Regions from separate parts of the Homo sapiens genome. Here region 2 is linked to region 1. Evidence: read pairs that join two places in POLR2A ChIA-PET (ENCODE). Cell type or tissue: PC-3. All regions are shown on one strand.

Region 1 (8,000 bases):
AGGACATAATATTTGATTTATGTAAGATCCAGGAAATGAGGAAAGGCACGGTGCCATGAGCTGTGCTTCCAGCCAGACCTTATTAACTTTCACAATTCTTTATGCAAAAGAGACAACTTCCAGGTGTTGCTAATGGAGGTATCTCATGACCTAGAGACAAAACCAGGAGCAGCTTCCTTCTATTTCTCCAAATCCAAAAACGATTGCTAGGGAGTTAGACCATGGCCCAGCTCTGCTTTGAGAAAGGGAATTTTGCTTTTGAGATGATTGAAGTGCTTTAAATTCCTCAGCTGAGAAATGAGAGATGTACAGATAATGAGACACACGGAGGCTTTGCCGCATCAGACTTCATGAGCTTGGAGAACATGCAGGTGCTCTTCTGACCTCTTAGCTGTTTGTCAGGTTTCTATGACCAGGCAGGTGTTACCAGCACTAATGTTTAGGGATTCAGCTATATTTTAGCTTCATTTTTATGATCCTTTTTTTTTCCAGACAGGATCTTGCACAGGCTGGAGTGCAGTGGTGTGATCACAGCTCACTGCAGCCTCAACCTCCCTGGACACTCAGTTGATCCTCCTACCTCACCCTCCCCAGCAACTAGGACTACAGTCATGTGCCATCACGCCCGACTAATTTTTGTATTTTTTTTGTGGAGATGGAGTTTTGCCATGTTGCCAGACTGGTCTCGAACTCCTGGGCTCAAGTGATCCACCCTCCTTGGCCTCCCAAAGTGCTGGCATTACAGGCATGTGCCACCACACCCAGCCAGGATCCTCTCTTTAGTCACGTCTTTATCTCTTCATTCATGTGACGATCTTTTCTTGAGGGCCTGCTTTGTGCAAGGCATCGTGCTTGGTCCTGTGAGGGATATGGAAGTGAACGTTTCACATCTTACCCCTAAGTTGCTTACTTTAGAGGAGAAGGTAGGGCTGAGAAGAAATATCTAAAACATAAAGTGTGAAATGGCTTTGTTGAGTTTATGAGTTGCATGTAAGAAGTGAGTGGATTTTCCTATAAAAGCACAACCAAGATGATTGCTTTCTGGACAGTGAGAATGCTTAGAGCACCCAGAACTGCTTCTAAGGACTCAGAGAGAGTTGAGATGTCTGTCATAAAATGACCTTGCTGTTAGCCTTTTTCTTGGGTCAGCCACCATTGTACCCACATTCCCACTTAATATAGACCATGTCTCTCTTTATCTCACCCAAAGTTTAAATAACAGTGAAAGATGAAATCAGATTGGTGGAGACCTGGAAGCTTAATTTTCCTAATGGTTCTCTTTCCAAATTACATCTGGCCGAGGCAGGAGGATCACTTGAACCTAGGAGTTCGAGACCAGCCTTGGCAACATAGGAAGACCCTGCCTCTATAAAGATTAAAAAAAATTAGCCAGGGCCAGGTGCAGTGGCTCACATCTGTAATCCCAGCACTTTGGGAGGCCGAGGCAGGCGGATCACCTCAGGTCGGGAGTTTGAGACCAGCCTGACCAACATGGAAAAACCCCATCTCTACTAAAAATACAAAAATTAGCTGGGCATGGTGCGCATGCCTGTAATCTCAGCTACTCAGGAAGCTGAGGTAGGAGAATTTCTTGAACCCGGGAGGCGGAGGTTGCAGTTAGCTGAGATCGCACCATTGCACTCCAGCCTGGGCAACAAGAGCGAAACTCTGTCTCAAAAAAAAAAAAAAAAAAAAAGGAAAAAAAATAAGTTGGGCATTGTAGTAAACGCCTGTAGTCTCAGCTACTTGGGAGGCTGAGGTGGGAGGATTGCTTGTGCCTGCGAGGTTGGAGGCTACAGTGAGCCATGATCGCACCACTGCAGTCCAGCTTGGGTGACAGAGCAAGATCCTGTCTCAAAAACAAAAAGCCGGCCTGGCCAACATGGTGAAACCATGTCTCTATTGAAAATACAAAAATTAGCTGGGCATGGTGGCACGAGCCTGTAGTCCTAGCTACTTGGGAGGCTGAGCAGGAGAATTGCTTGAACTCAGGAGGCGGAGGTTGCAGTGAGCCGAGATTGCGCCTCTGCACTCCAGCCTGAGCGACAGAGCGAGACTCTGTCTCAAAAAAAAAAAAAGCAAAAAACAAATTTCATCTGAGTGTGTTTCATGTAGTTGGTGTGATCTACATCCCTCCTTTTGTTCTTATTCCGATCTTTGGTTTGGAGAGCAATTGTGAGGAGGCATGAAATGTATCTGGAGATAGCTATGAGCTGCAGCCTGCTGATTTTCATGTAATTCTTGGCTACTTGCCAGTATGGTTGGGGTTAAACTGTTTCCAGGGTAGGAAAAACACGAACCTAGCATTTTGATATGAAAACAAACAAGGCTACTTTGTACTTGATGAAGCTCAAGTTGCAGATCCAGTGAGAGCCCATTAACTATTGGTGAAGGCCCACTGACAGTGTTGAGTTTCAGAGACCCCTGCACATTCTGGAGATGGCAGCGAATTGTTGTGCAGCCTACGAAAGTAATAAATATTTCTGCAGTGATTGTCAACAACAAAATGATTTTCTTGTTTGGGGGGTGGGGAGGCAAGAGGCAGAAACCTTAGGAAGCTGTTGCAAACCAGTTTCAGCTTCTGCTACTTTTATTTCTTTCCATTTAAAGCTGGGTGCAGTGGCACATGCCTGTAGTCCCAGTTACTCAGGAGCCTGAGGTGGGAGGCTCACTTGAACCCAGGATTTTGAGGCTGCAGTGTATTATGATGGCCCCTGTAAGTAGCCACTGCACCCCAGCCAGGGCAACATAATGAGACCCTGTCTCTCAAAAAAAATAAAAGACTGAGGCTGCACCAATGACATGGGGTGGAGTCAGGAACCTAGGACTCTTTCTGGCCCACTTTGGAGACCGAGAGCAGGATTCTGTGAGGTTGAGGTCAATGACTGGGAAAGCCCCAAAGTTCTCATCTGTATCTTCCTTCCACCTCCCCCAACCTCTGCAATAAAACAAAATCAACTCCAAGATTGACCATATTTTAGTAGTAAATATCAAACAAGCAAAATGAGGGCCTAAAATACTCCACTAAAATAGAAATTCCTATATTTGATATTCATGCTGCTACTGTAATCATCAGAAAGAAAAACTGTGCTGGTCAAAGATACTCACTCATTAGATGTGTACATGTGTAGGGCCTTGACATTCTACCCCCAACTAATCTTTGCGTCATCTTTTTCTGCCTTTGGACGTATGCCCCATGCGTCCTTGTTTCCATACTTTTATTCATGCTCTGCTCTGCGTAGTGTGCTCATTTTATCCACTGAAACCCTACGTATTATTTCAGTATCCATCTCTTTGGGGTTTTTTAGTTTGTTTGCTTTTTGAGACGAATTCTTGCTCTGTTGCCCAGGCTGACATGCATTGGCATGATCTCGGCTCACTGCAACCTCCGCCTCCTGGGTTCAAGCGATTCGTTCTCCTGCCTCAGCCTCCCAAGTAGCTGAGTTTACAGGCATGTGCCACCATGCCCGGCTAATTTTTATATTTTTAGTAGAGGCTGGTTTTGCCATGTTTGCCAGGCTGGTCTTGAACTCCTGATCTCAGATGTTCCACCCACCTTGGCTTCCTAAAGTGCTTGAGCCATTGCGCCTGGCATTAGTTTTTTGTTTTTTTTTTTTTTTTTTTTTTTTTGAGACGGAGTCTCGCTCTGTCGCCCAGGCTGGACTGCGGACTGCAGTGGCGCAATCTCGGCTCACTGCAAGCTCCGCTTCCCGGGTTCAACGCCATTCTCCTGCCTCAGCCTCCCCAGTAGCTGTGACTACAGGCGCCCGCCACCGCGCCCGGCTAATTTTTTTTTGTATTTTTAGTAGAGACGGGGTTTCACCTTGTTAGCCAGGATGGTCTCGATCTCCTGACCTCATGATCCACCCGCCTCGGCCTCCCAAAGTGCTGGGATTACAGGCGTGAGCCACCGCGCCCGGCCAGTTTTTTTTTTTTTTTGAGACAGAGTCTCGCTCTGTCCCCCAGGCTGGAGTGCAGTGGTGTGATCTCGGCTCACTGAAAGCTCCACCTCCCGGGTTCATGCCATTCTCCTGCCTCAGCCTCCCAAGTAGCTGGGACTACAGGTGCCTGCCACCACGCCCGGCTAATTTTTTGTATTTTTTAGTAGAGACGGGGTTTCACCGTGTTAGCCAGGATGGTCTTGATCTCCTGACCTCGTGATCCACCTGCCTCAGCCTCCCAAAGTGCTGAGATTACAGGCTTGAGCCATTGCGCTTGGCCTCGTTTGTTTTTCAAGAGAAAAGGTCTCACTCTGATACCCAGGCTAGAGTGCAGTGGTATAATCACAGCTCACTACAACCTCAACTTCTTGGGCTCAAGTGATCCTCCTGCCTCAGCCTACTGAGTAGCTGAACCTACAAGGTGTACGCCGCCATGCCTGGCTAATTTCTTAATTTTTGTAGAAACAGGGTCTCCCTATGTTGCTCAGGCTGGTCTTGAAATCCTGGCCTCAAGTGATCATCCCACATCAGCCTCCTGAAGTGTTGGGGAACCACTGTGTTCAGCTCTTGATAAAATTTTCTTTGAAAACAAAAACCTTCTTTGGCCATTCTGTCCCTCAACAGCATCCCTTCTTTGTTTTCTTTTTTCTTTCTTTTTTTTTTTTTTACTGGAAGCTGAGAGGATCATCCAGCATCTCTTCTTTGAGCTCCTCTTGTGTGACTGTGTTTGTCCCTCGCCTCACCATGTTTATCATAGAGTGCGTATGTTTGTTTCTGTGTAACTAACTAAATAAATCCTCCAGGGCAAGACTGATTCATCCAACAGTACATCTTTGTTATCCCCACAGCACATCCTGGGTGGACTGGATGCAACTGTAAATATCAGGTCACAAGTAAGGGGGAAGTGACGATTAATATCAAAATCCTATCTGCATATGTGTCCAAGCCATTTTGGAGTCATACAGACCTGGTTGAGATTCTGGCTGCACTGCCTATTAGGTGTGTGTCCTTGAACGAGTTACCTAACGTCACTGTGTAAAATATGAGATGTCACCATCTGTTGGAATCTTCCCTCTCTGAAATACATGATTTGATGTTTAGCAAAGGATTACATACTGCAGTTAAGAACCGTTTACCTAACTCTCTTTCCTGAAAGACTCAGTAGTAGGAAAGCACCATGGGTTTTTATAGATACCTTGTGGAAGAGATAAGCTCTGTGACTTGTAAAACGCCTTGTCCTGCCCAGAAGCAGGAGAGGTGTGTGTTTTCTTGCCTCAGCAGGCCTGCTACATGCCTGCCTTTGTCCAGCCCCAGGACATAGATAAAGCTAGTGTTCTTGGTTTCTAGCAGTTAAGCAACCTATAGTGTTTCTGCCTGGCAGAGTTCTGGGTTTGGGATTTATCCCCTTGCATTCCCCAAAATTATTACTTCAGGATTCTTTTGTTAATGCCTAGCCTCACACCCATGACATGAAGATGTCTCAGTTTAACTTTTGTTGTGACACTCATGTTGGTTTGAGGTTTGAGTTAGTATTCATTCTCTCCTTTCTTGAGTTAGAACTCTGAGGCATTTAAATGGGTGCGTGCCCAAACCGGAGAAAGATAAGAAAGATCTCTTATCTTAGACATTCTGTGTCTGCCCAGCAGCCTCTGCTCAAAGCTCCTGGAAATAAAATGGCCTTACGCCTGGAGATTATCTCCTACCCTAGAAGCCTGGCAGTTACTGTCCTGTTCTGACAAACTCTCTTTCTTCAGATCCCTTGATTGTAAAATAAGATACCCCTAGACCTTCAGCCCTAGTCGCCGTCAGCCTCAGTTGACCAGATGGCAAAGGTGTGGGAACAGCTCACCAGGTTCCCAAGAGCCATGTCCTAGGAAGGTCTCCAGCCTATTCCTTGTGTGTGGATCTGTTGTGCATTAGGAACAGATGAGAACTTTAGGGCTTTCCCAGTCTTTGACCTCATAGAACCTTGCTTTCCAAAGTGGGTCAGAAGGACCCTAGGACCCTGACTTCACACTCCAGAACACCACCATCATATCCAGTGTGCATGGCAGTCTCATAAACAGGGTTCCAGAGCGCTGACCAGGGACCTGCCTGTCTGCTTAACATTCACCTGACCCTCAGTTCTGGTTTTTGCTGTTTGTTTTTTCCTTGTTTGTAACTTCTGATATTCTAATAGCTGACGCCTGTGTGTTCATAAAGGAAAGAGCCTGTGGAGCCAGAGTCTTCACTCAAATCCTTGCTGTCTCACAGCCAGCTGTGTGACCTTGGGCAAGTTACATAAACCCCATTTGCCTCCATTTCTGTAACTGAGTAATAGGGATGGTAATAGCCACATCATAGGGTTGTTGTGGCTGTGAGATACTTAGCATGGAGTCTGGCTCATGGTCAGGGTTGAACAAATGATTATCTCTCCCCTACCCCACCCCAGAATTTAAAGATTATAAATATATAGACTGCCTACAAAAATGTTGCCAAAAGATACTTAAACAAATTTTCTACAGTAAAAGAATGAATTCAGGTAGCTGTGAGCATGTATGTTTTTGCAGTATGTCTTAAATTAATCCGGTACGGCACAGTGGTTCGTGCCTGTGATGTCAGCATTTGAGGATGCTGAGGTGGGAAGATTGCTTGAGGCCAGGGATTCGAGACCAGCTTGGGTAACATAGCAAGACTCCCTATTTAAAATAAAATTTTAGGGAGGCACGGTGGCTCAGTCCTGATGTCCTGGCTCATAAGGAGGCGAGGTGAAGCGTTCGAGACCAGCCTGGGCAACATAGGAAGCCCTCATCTATAATGACAGAAAAAATTTTAAATAAAAATTTAAAAAGTTAATCTGAGGCCAGACATGGTGGCTCATGCCTGTAATCCCAGCACTTTGGTTGAGGTCAGGAGTTCGAGACCAGCCTGGCCAACATGGTGAAACCCCATCTCTAATAAAAAGACAAAAATTAGCTGGGAGTGGTGGCGCACACTTGTAGTCCCAGCTACTTGGGAGTCTGAGGCAGGGGGATCGCTTGAACCTGGGAGGCAGAGGTTGCAGTGAGCCAAGATCGTGCCACCACACTCCAGCCTGGTTGACAGAGTGAGACTCTGTCTCAAGAAAAAAAAAAAAAAGTTAATCTGAATCCAAAGGGTAGTATTTCCAGCAGTACTATCTCTGGGGGTTCTCTGAATTGCAGAGGAGGAGACTGCCTCGGTAGAAGGATATCTCAGATGCTGCTTGGGGCCATAAGTAGTTGTTAATCTGCAACATTTTTTTTTTTTTCTTGAGACGGAGTCTCGCTCTGTCGCCCAGGCTGGAGTGCAGTGGCACAATCTCAGCTCACTGCAAGCTCTGCCTCCCGGGTTCACTCCATTCTCCTGCCTCAGCTCCCAAGTAGCTGGAACTACAGGCGCCCGCCACCACGCTGGTTAATTTTTTGTATTTTTAGTAGAGACGGGGTTTCACCATGTTAGCCAGGATGGTCTTGATCTCCCGACTTCGTGATCCACCCGCCTCTGCCTCCTAAAGTGCTGGGATTACAAGCGTAAGCCACTGCGCCCGGCCTTTTTTTTTTTTTTTTTTTTTTTGAGACAGTCTCGCTCTGTCGCCCAGGCTGGAGTGCAGTGGCATGATCTCAGCTCACTGCAGCCTCCATCTCCCAGGTTCAAGTGATTCTCCTGCTTCAGTCTCTCAAGTAGCTGGGACTACAGGTATGTGTCACCATGCTTAGCTAATTTTTCTATTTTTAGTAGAGATGGGGTTTCCCCATGTCGGTCAGGCTGGTCTGGAACTCCTGACCTCAGGTGATCTGCCTGCCTTGGCCTCCCAAAGTGCTGGGATTACAAGCATGAGCCATGCCCGGCCCTTTTTTTTTTTTTTTTTTTTTTTTTTTTTGAGACAGAGTCTCGTTCTGTCGCTCAGGCTGGAGTGCAGTGGTGTGATCTTGGCTCACTGCAACCTCTCCCTCCTGGGCTCAAGTGTCCCTCCCACCTCAGCTTCCCGAGTAGCTGAGACAACAGGCATGTGCCACCATGCCCAGCTAATTTTTGTATTTTCTGTAGAGATGGGGTTTT
Region 2 (8,000 bases), 79 kb before region 1:
ATACACTACTTTTTTTTTTTTTTTTTTGAGACAGAGTCTCACTCTGTCACCCAGGCTGGAGTGCAATGGCGTGATCTCGGCTCACTGCAACCTTCGCTTCCCAGGTTCAAGTGATTCTCCTGCCTCAACCTCCTGAGTAGCTGGGACTACAGGCATGCACCACCACACTCAGCTAATTTTTGTATTTTTAGTAGAGACAGGGTTTTGCCACGTTGGGCAGGCTGGTCTAGAACTGCACACCTCAGGTGATCCACCCACCTCGGCCTCCCAAAGTGCTGGGATTACAGGCGTGAGCTACCATGCCCGGACAACCATGCAGTTCTAATCAGAAAAAAAAATAACAGTTAAGCTGATCAACTAGCAACTTTCAAGAGTAGTGATTCTCAAACTTTTTTTTTTCTTTCTTTTTTTTTTTTTTTGAGACAGGGTCTCGCTCTGTCGCCCAGGCTGGAGTGCAGTGGCGCAATCCCGGCTCACTGCAACCTTTCACCTCCCAGGTTCAAGCAATTCTCACCCCTCAGCCTCCTGAGTAGCTGGGACTGCAGGTGCACACTACCATGCCCAGCTAATTTCTGTATTTTTAGTAGAGATGGGTTTTCACCATGTTGGTCAGGCTGGTCTTGAACTCCTGGCCTCAAGTGATCTGCCCGCCTTGGCCTCCCAAAGTGCTGGGATTACGGTGTGAGCCGCCGTGCTCAGTCTGATTATCAAACTTGAACCTGTATAAGATTCCCCTGGCAGATTCCTGGGCCCAACCCAGAGATGCTGACTTTGGAAAGTCTGAGCTAGGGCTCAGGAATTTACTTTTTTTTTTTTTTTTTTTTTTTTTTTTGAGACGAGTCTTGCTCTGTTGCCCAGGCTGGAGTGCAGTGGCGCGATCTCGGCTCACTGCAACCTCCGCCTCCCGGGTTCAAGCAATTCTCTGCCTCAGCCTCCCAAGTGGCTGGGATTACAGGCGCCCACCACCATGCCTCGCTAATTTTTTTTGTATTTTTAGTAGAGACGGGGTTTCACCATCTTGGCCAGGCTAGTCTTGAACTCCTGACCTTGTGATCCACCCCCCACCTTGGCCTCCCAAAGTGCTGGGATTACAGGCGTGAGCCACCGCGCCCGGCATAGGAATCCACATTTTTAGCAAACTCCTGAAGTGATTCCGCTACAGATGATTCACAGATCACTTTTTTTTTTTGAGACAATATCTCACTCTGTCATCCAGGCTGGAGTGCAGTGGTGCGATCACAGCTTACTGCAGGCTCAACCTCCTGGGCTCAAGCAATGCTTAACTTAGCCTCCTGATCAGCTAGCTGGGACCTCAGGTGATTGCCACCATGCCCAGCTAATTAAAAAAAAATTTTTTTTGGCCAGGCGCGGTGGCTCACCCATGTAATCCCAGCATTTTGGGAGGCTGAGGTGGGCGGAGTTCGAGACCAGTCTGACCAATATGGTGAAACCCTGTCTCTATTAAAAATACAAAAATTAGCTGTGCATGGTGGTGGGCACATGTAGTCCCAACTACTTGGGAGGCTGAGACAGGAGAATTGCTTGAACCCAGGAGGCAAAGGTTGCAGTGAGCTAAGATCATGCCACTGCACTCCAGCCAGGGTGACAGAGTGAGATTCTGCCTGGAAAAAAAAAATTTTTTTTTGTAGAGACAGGGTTTTGATATATTGCCCACGCTGGTCTTGAACTCCTGGGCTCAAGGGATCCTCCTGCCTCAGCCTAACAAAGTGCTAGAATTATAGCGATGAGCCATCACACCTGGCCCATAGAACACTTTTGAGAAAATCATTCAAGGGAGAAGACAAGAAGTGGTTTGAGATTCAAAACTTACCCAAGGTTATTACCTGCAAATAACTTTCAATGCGTGTGTGTGTGTGTATGTGTGTGTGTGTATGAAATTTAAACTGAAAATGACAATTACTTTAGAGATAATTCTGTTTCATCAATCTCTATCTCTAAAACATGCATGCACATGCTTCACATTTCATCAAACCTACATCCTAAAATAACTTTATTGGTCCATCTGGCAAGGTCCCTGATATTTAGGTTATAGGTTGGGGTCTAAACTATATGTGATTTTGTTTACAAAAACTATAGGAAAGGGTGTATATGTACTTAAATGATAGGCCCCACCTTTTCCTCATTAAATCCACATTTTAGCTACTTAAAACACATGGGCTTTCAAAGAGAACTGTATGGATCAAGAGGCAGATGACTACATAGGACCCCCTCCACCTCCAAGCTCATTTCACATGAGTGATAATCCAGAAATCATCAGGGTATGGAAGGGTGGTGGGTTGTTTCCAGAAGTCTGGAGAGTTCTCAACTCAATTTCAAAAAAAGGGACATAAACATGAGAACTGCTACCTTTGGAAGGCCACCTGTGGTCATTTAGGACACAGGCCAAGGACTCTGCAATGATAACTTTTTAAAAAACTTTTTTTTTTTTTTTTTTTTGAGAGGGAGTCTCACTCTGTCACCCAGGCTGGAGTGCAGTGACACAATCTCGGCTCAGTGCAACCTCTGCAGTGGGTTCAAGTGATTCTCCTGCCTCAGCCTCCAGAGTAGCTGGGACTGTACAGGCACGTGCCACCACACCTGGCTAATTTTTTGTGTTTTTAGTAGAGACAGGGTTTCACTGTGTTAGCCAGGATGGTCTTGATCTCCTGACTGCAAGTGATCTGCCCACCTCAGCCTCCCAAAGGGCTGGGATTACAGGCGCGAGCCACCGCACCCAGCCCTTGGCATGTGCATTTTTTCCTGTCCTTTCAGATTTGTCAAAGTTACCCCTGAATCAATTAAGTAGGTATTGAAAAATGTAAATAAAAATGAGAAGTGACTTGTTCCTCTGGGTTCGTTTTCACATGGCCTGGGAAAAAACCTGAAGAGCCTTTGGGCATGGTGCTAAGTTCCACTTGTCTGTATCTCATATATTCAATTTGATTAAAGCTAAAAAGCTTTAATTAGAAAACTGTTTAGGCTGGGCATGGAGGCTCACGCCTGTAATCCCAGCACTTTGGGAGGCTGAGGTGGGTGGATCATCTGAGGTCAAGAGTTCAAGACCAGCCTGGTCAACATGGTGAAACCCTGTCTCTACTAAAAATACAAAAAAATTAGCCGGGCGTGGTGGCGCACGCCTGTAATCCCAGCTACTTGGGAGGCTGAGGCAGGAGAATCACTTGAACCTGGGAGGTTGAAGTTGCAGTGAGCTGAAATTGTGCCATTGCACTCCAGCCTGGGTGACAAGAGTGAAACTCCGTTTTGGAGGGGGGAAAAAAAAACTGTTTAAAGAACTCTCAACTAATTTCAGACAACTGGTATTTTTGCCTGCTTGCTAGAATAACTGTCTTGTTTGAACTGTAAAGGTTAACAAACAAAACAAAACAAAAACCTCCCTCACTCTCACACATTTACAAGGTTGATTAATGAATACCCAGTTATTTGGGAACTATCTCAACAGAAGAATTAGTATTTAAAAAATATACTAGGCTGGGCGTGGTGGCTCACGCCTGTAATCCCAGCACCTTGTGAGGCTGAGGCGGGAAGATCACCTGAGGTCGGGAGTTCAAGACCAGCCTGACCAATGTGGTGAAACCCTCTCTCTACTAAAAATACAAAATTAGCCAGGCGTGGTGGTGCATGCTAATTCCAGCTACTCGGGAGGCTGAGGCAGGAGAATTGCTTGAACCTGGGAGGCGGAGGTTGGGGTGAGCCGAGATCATGCCATTGCACTCTAGCCTGGGCAACAAGAGCAAAAACTCCGTCTCAAAAAAAAAAAAGTACATACATATATATATATAAGAACTTTGATATAAAAAAGAATTATTTACCTGACCCGTCTCTTCAAATCTTTTTCTGTCTGCACTGTCGATTACATATATCTATAAAGGAAAAGAAGAAGGTTATTTCAGTGAGCAGAGATGGAAAAGACAGGGCAATTTCTGCAAAAGGAGCAGGTGATCCCCAATCAGCATATTCCAATTAGCACAACATACAGAAATTGACTGGTGAGTCTCATCTCATTTATGAAGGCCAAACAAACAAATACACAAATTAATTAAATAGGGATGCCCAGAAAATACCTTCAGCAATGCTCCAAAGTCTAGGATTTAGGAAAACCAAGTGGGATAAAATAGCTACATTTAATGGGCACTTGATGTTGTCACTAAACATTACTAGGTCTACTCTATTAACCCTCATTACAACTCTACAATATAGATTTCACTATTTTCCTTTTTTTTTTTTTTTTTTTGAGACAGAGTCTTGCTCTGCTCTGTCACCCAGGCTGGAGTGCAGTGGCATGATTTCGGCTCTGGGTTCACCCCATTCTCCTGCCTCAGCCTCCCCAGCAGCTGGGACTACAGGCACACGCCACCATGCCCAGCTAATTTTTTTGTAGTTTTAGTAGAGACGGCGTTTCACCATGTCGGCCAGGCTGGTCTCGAACTCCTGACCTCAAGTGATCCACCTGCCTCAGCCTCCTAAAGTGCTGGGATTACAAGCATGAGCTACTGTGGCTGGCCTACTTTGTTTAAATTATGTTAAGTTTAAACACAAAGCTGATATTAATAATAATACAGTAAATGATTAGTAGTAACATGAATATATCTTGAAAAGACATTTATATCTGTCAAAAGGCTGTTATTATTTCTCGGCCTAAAGAGAAATGGAAGATACCCTATCCCCTCCCTTCCATCACACTTCAAGTTTTATTTCTTAGACAAACCCTCAAATTAATAAAGCTCATGTCAGATGTTCTCAATGTCGTCTTCCCTAAGAATAACTCTGGTACTTCTAGGAGTTACTCTTAGTCTTTCAAACCTCTTTTTTTTTTTTTTTTTTGAGATGGGGTCTTGCTATGTTACCCAGGCTGGTCTCAGACTCCTGGGCTCAAGGGATCCTCCCACCTCAGCCTCCTGAGTAGTTGAGATTACAGGCATGCACCACCAGACACAGTTTAGAGAACCATTTAATTTAATACTCCAAAGCAAGGGTAGGCAAACTTTTTCTGTAAGAGGTCAGCAGTCAATATTTTAGCCTCTGTGGCCCATACAATCTCTCTTTTTCTTTTTATTATACTTTAAGTTTTAGGGTACATGTGCACACTGTGCAGGTTAGTTACATGTGTATACATGTGCCATGCTGGTGCGCTGCACCCACTAACTCGTCATCTAGCATTAGGTATATCTCCCAATGCTATCCCTCCCCCCTCCCCCCACCCCACCACAGTCCCCAGAGTGTGATATTCCCCTTCCTGTGTCCATGTGATCTCATTGTTCAATTCCCACCTATGAGTGAGAATATGCGGTGTTTGGTTTTTTGTTCTTGCGACAGTTTACTGAGAATGATGATTTCCATACAATCTCTTTCACAACTCTTGAACGCTCCTGTTATTGTTAGAAGGCAACCACAGAAAATCTGTAAACAAATGTATGTGGCTATGTTCCAAGTAACTTCATGGACACTGAAATGTGAATTTCATATAATTTTCACATGTTGTGAAACATTATTCTTTTGGCGTTTTTCTCCCCAACCACTTAGAAATGTAAAAACCACTCCTAGCTTGAAGGCTGTACAAAAACTGGAGGCAGCCTGGATCAATTTGTCGACCTGCTCTATAAAGCAAGATTTGATTACGGTACTCTAGAGATAATGGGAAAGAATGAACCAGGCAACTCTTGTGTCAAGCCTCAAGCCTGCTCTTCTAGGCAGTGTGGAGTCTAGCGTAATAAGTCTTTTTCAACCAACAATGGAAGACTATTAAACATAGACAAATATAACCCATCCACCACCTTCACTCTAAGCTGCTACAAAACTGGCAGACAGGGCTGTGAGTCACAAGGCCTTAGAATCTAATCCCAGGGACTCAGTTCCTCCCTCATACTTGTTTAATCTCAAACAGCACTGGAAAATAATGAAAGGTTGACTCTCAATCCAAACTATTATCTTGTACTAGTGTCGAGTACAAGGATGCAGCTGGAGGAAGCTTCTCTAGTGTTGCTGTGAACCGATTTTTGCTGGATTGTACGTTAATTCCCAGGTACTCTCAGATCATGTGAATGTGGAATCCAGGGTTACATTATATTACAACCAACTTGCAGTCTGCCCTCAAGCTGTTAGAGCTTATGATTTAAAATTACCCTTACCTGGAGACCAGAAAGTTTCTGAGACCTCCTTATGGAGACTTACAATCATTAATGTCTTTATATACTTCTCTTCCTTGGGTATTTCTTTCAAGATACCTTAATCCAGCAGATGAACAGATAGGAATGTAATTTCTCTCAGCCACCTGCTTTTTCCTAACTCATGATTGAAAGAGGAAAAAGGAGTCTATAGCTTTTGAAACATGTATACACTTTTGTTTTTTTGTTGAGACGGAGTCTCGCTCTGTCACCCAGGCTGGAGTGCAGTAGTGTGATCTCGGCTCACTGCAACCTCTGCCTCCTGGGTTCAAGCGATACTCCTGCCTCAGCTTCTCGAGGAGCTGGGATTACAGGCATGTGCCACCACACCTGGCTAATTTTTATATTTTTAGCAGAGATGGGGTTTCGCCATGCTGGCCAGGCTGGCCTCGAACTCCTGACCTCAGGTGATCCACCCACCTCAGCCTCCCAAAGTGCTGGGATTACAGGTGTGAGCCCTCCGTGTCTTTTTTCTTTTTTTTGAGACAGAGTCTCGCTCTGTCACCCAGGCTGGAGTGCAGTGGCGCGATCTTGGCTCACTGCAAGCTCCATCTTCTGGGTTCATGCCATTCTCCTGCCTCAGCCTCCCTAGTAGGCTGGGACTACAGGCGCCCGCCGGCACGCCCAGCTTTTAGTAGAGACAGGGTTTCACCGTGTTAGCCAGGATGGTCTCGATCTCCTGACCTCGTGATCTGCCCGCCTTGGCCTCCCAAACTGCTGGGATTACAGGCATGAGCCACCGCACCCGGCCCCTCTGTGTCTTTTCATGACTTGATAGCTCATGTATTTTTATCATTGAACAATATTCTACTATACGGGTGTACCACAGTTTGTTTATCTATTAACCTATTGAAGGACATCTTGGATGCTTCCAGGTTTTGGCAATTAGGAATAAAGATGCCATAAACATTCCTATGCAGAATTTTGTGTGGAATATCAATTTCCAACTAACTGGGTATATATCTTGGAGTACTGCTGGACTGTATGCTAAGACTATGTTTAGCTTTGTAAGAAACTACCAACTGTCTTCCAAAGTGGGTGTACTATTTTGTATTTCCACCAGCAATGAAGAGGAGTCCCATTGCTCTACATCCGTATCAGCATTTGGTATTGTCAGTTTTTTTTTTATTTTAGCCAGTCTAGTAGGTATTAATATGTAGTACCATATTATTGCTGTTTTAATTTGTAAATCCATAATGACATATAATACTGAACATTTTTTATATGCTTATCTGTTTCTTTGATGAGGTGTCTGTTCAGATCTTTTGCCCATTTGTAAAACCAAGTTGTTTGCTTATTCTTGAGTTTTGAGTTATTTGTATATTTTAGATATAACTACTTTAACATATATGTGTTTTGCAAATATTTTCTCCCAGTCTGTGGTTTGTATTTTTATTCTCTTAGCAGTCTCTTTTGCAGAGCAGAAGTTTTATTTTATTTATTTTTTTGAGATAGAGTCTCACTCTGTCACCCAGACTGGAGTGCAGTAGTGATCACAGCTCACTGCAGACTCAACCTCCTGGGCTCAAGTGATCCTTCCACCTCAGTCTCCCGAGTAGCTGGGACTACAGGTCCACATCACCATGACTGGCTAATTTTTTTTTATTTTTTGTAGAGACAGGGTCACAGTATATTGTGCAAGCTGGTCTTGAACTTCTGGACTCGAAGCATCCTCCCACCTCGGCCTCCCAAAGGGCTGAGATTACAGACATGAGCCACCAAATCCAGCTTCCAGAAGTTTTATTTTTATTTATTTTTTTTGAGATGGATTCTTGCTCTGTCGCCCAGGCTGGAGTGCAGTGGTGTGATCTCGGCTCA

Evidence for each region. Peaks named below come from ENCODE experiments on the same cell type or tissue, not always from the same donor. Only the 100,000 strongest peaks of a DNase experiment are listed, where the experiment ranks them.
Region 2: POLR2A ChIA-PET joins it to region 1 with 6 read pairs; 6 of 35 experiments call an interaction of 5 or more read pairs at or near these places.

Annotation. Positions count from the first base shown.
Region 1 is chr10:102,764,767-102,772,766 of GRCh38, forward strand. The region is part of intron 1 of WBP1L (WW domain binding protein 1 like); the gene reads left to right. Among named protein-coding and RNA genes, the nearest start is that of WBP1L, 25 kb to the left of the region's middle. In PC-3, no CTCF peak of the experiment used is centred here; a DNase peak (open chromatin) is centred at 4,785; H3K27ac peaks cover 2,626 bases.
Region 2 is chr10:102,686,063-102,694,062 of GRCh38, forward strand. ARL3 (ARF like GTPase 3) reads right to left here. Exons shown (of 6, transcript NM_004311.4): 4 at 3,831-3,881. Among named protein-coding and RNA genes, the nearest start is that of ARL3, 24 kb to the right of the region's middle. In PC-3, no CTCF peak of the experiment used is centred here; no DNase peak of the experiment used is centred here.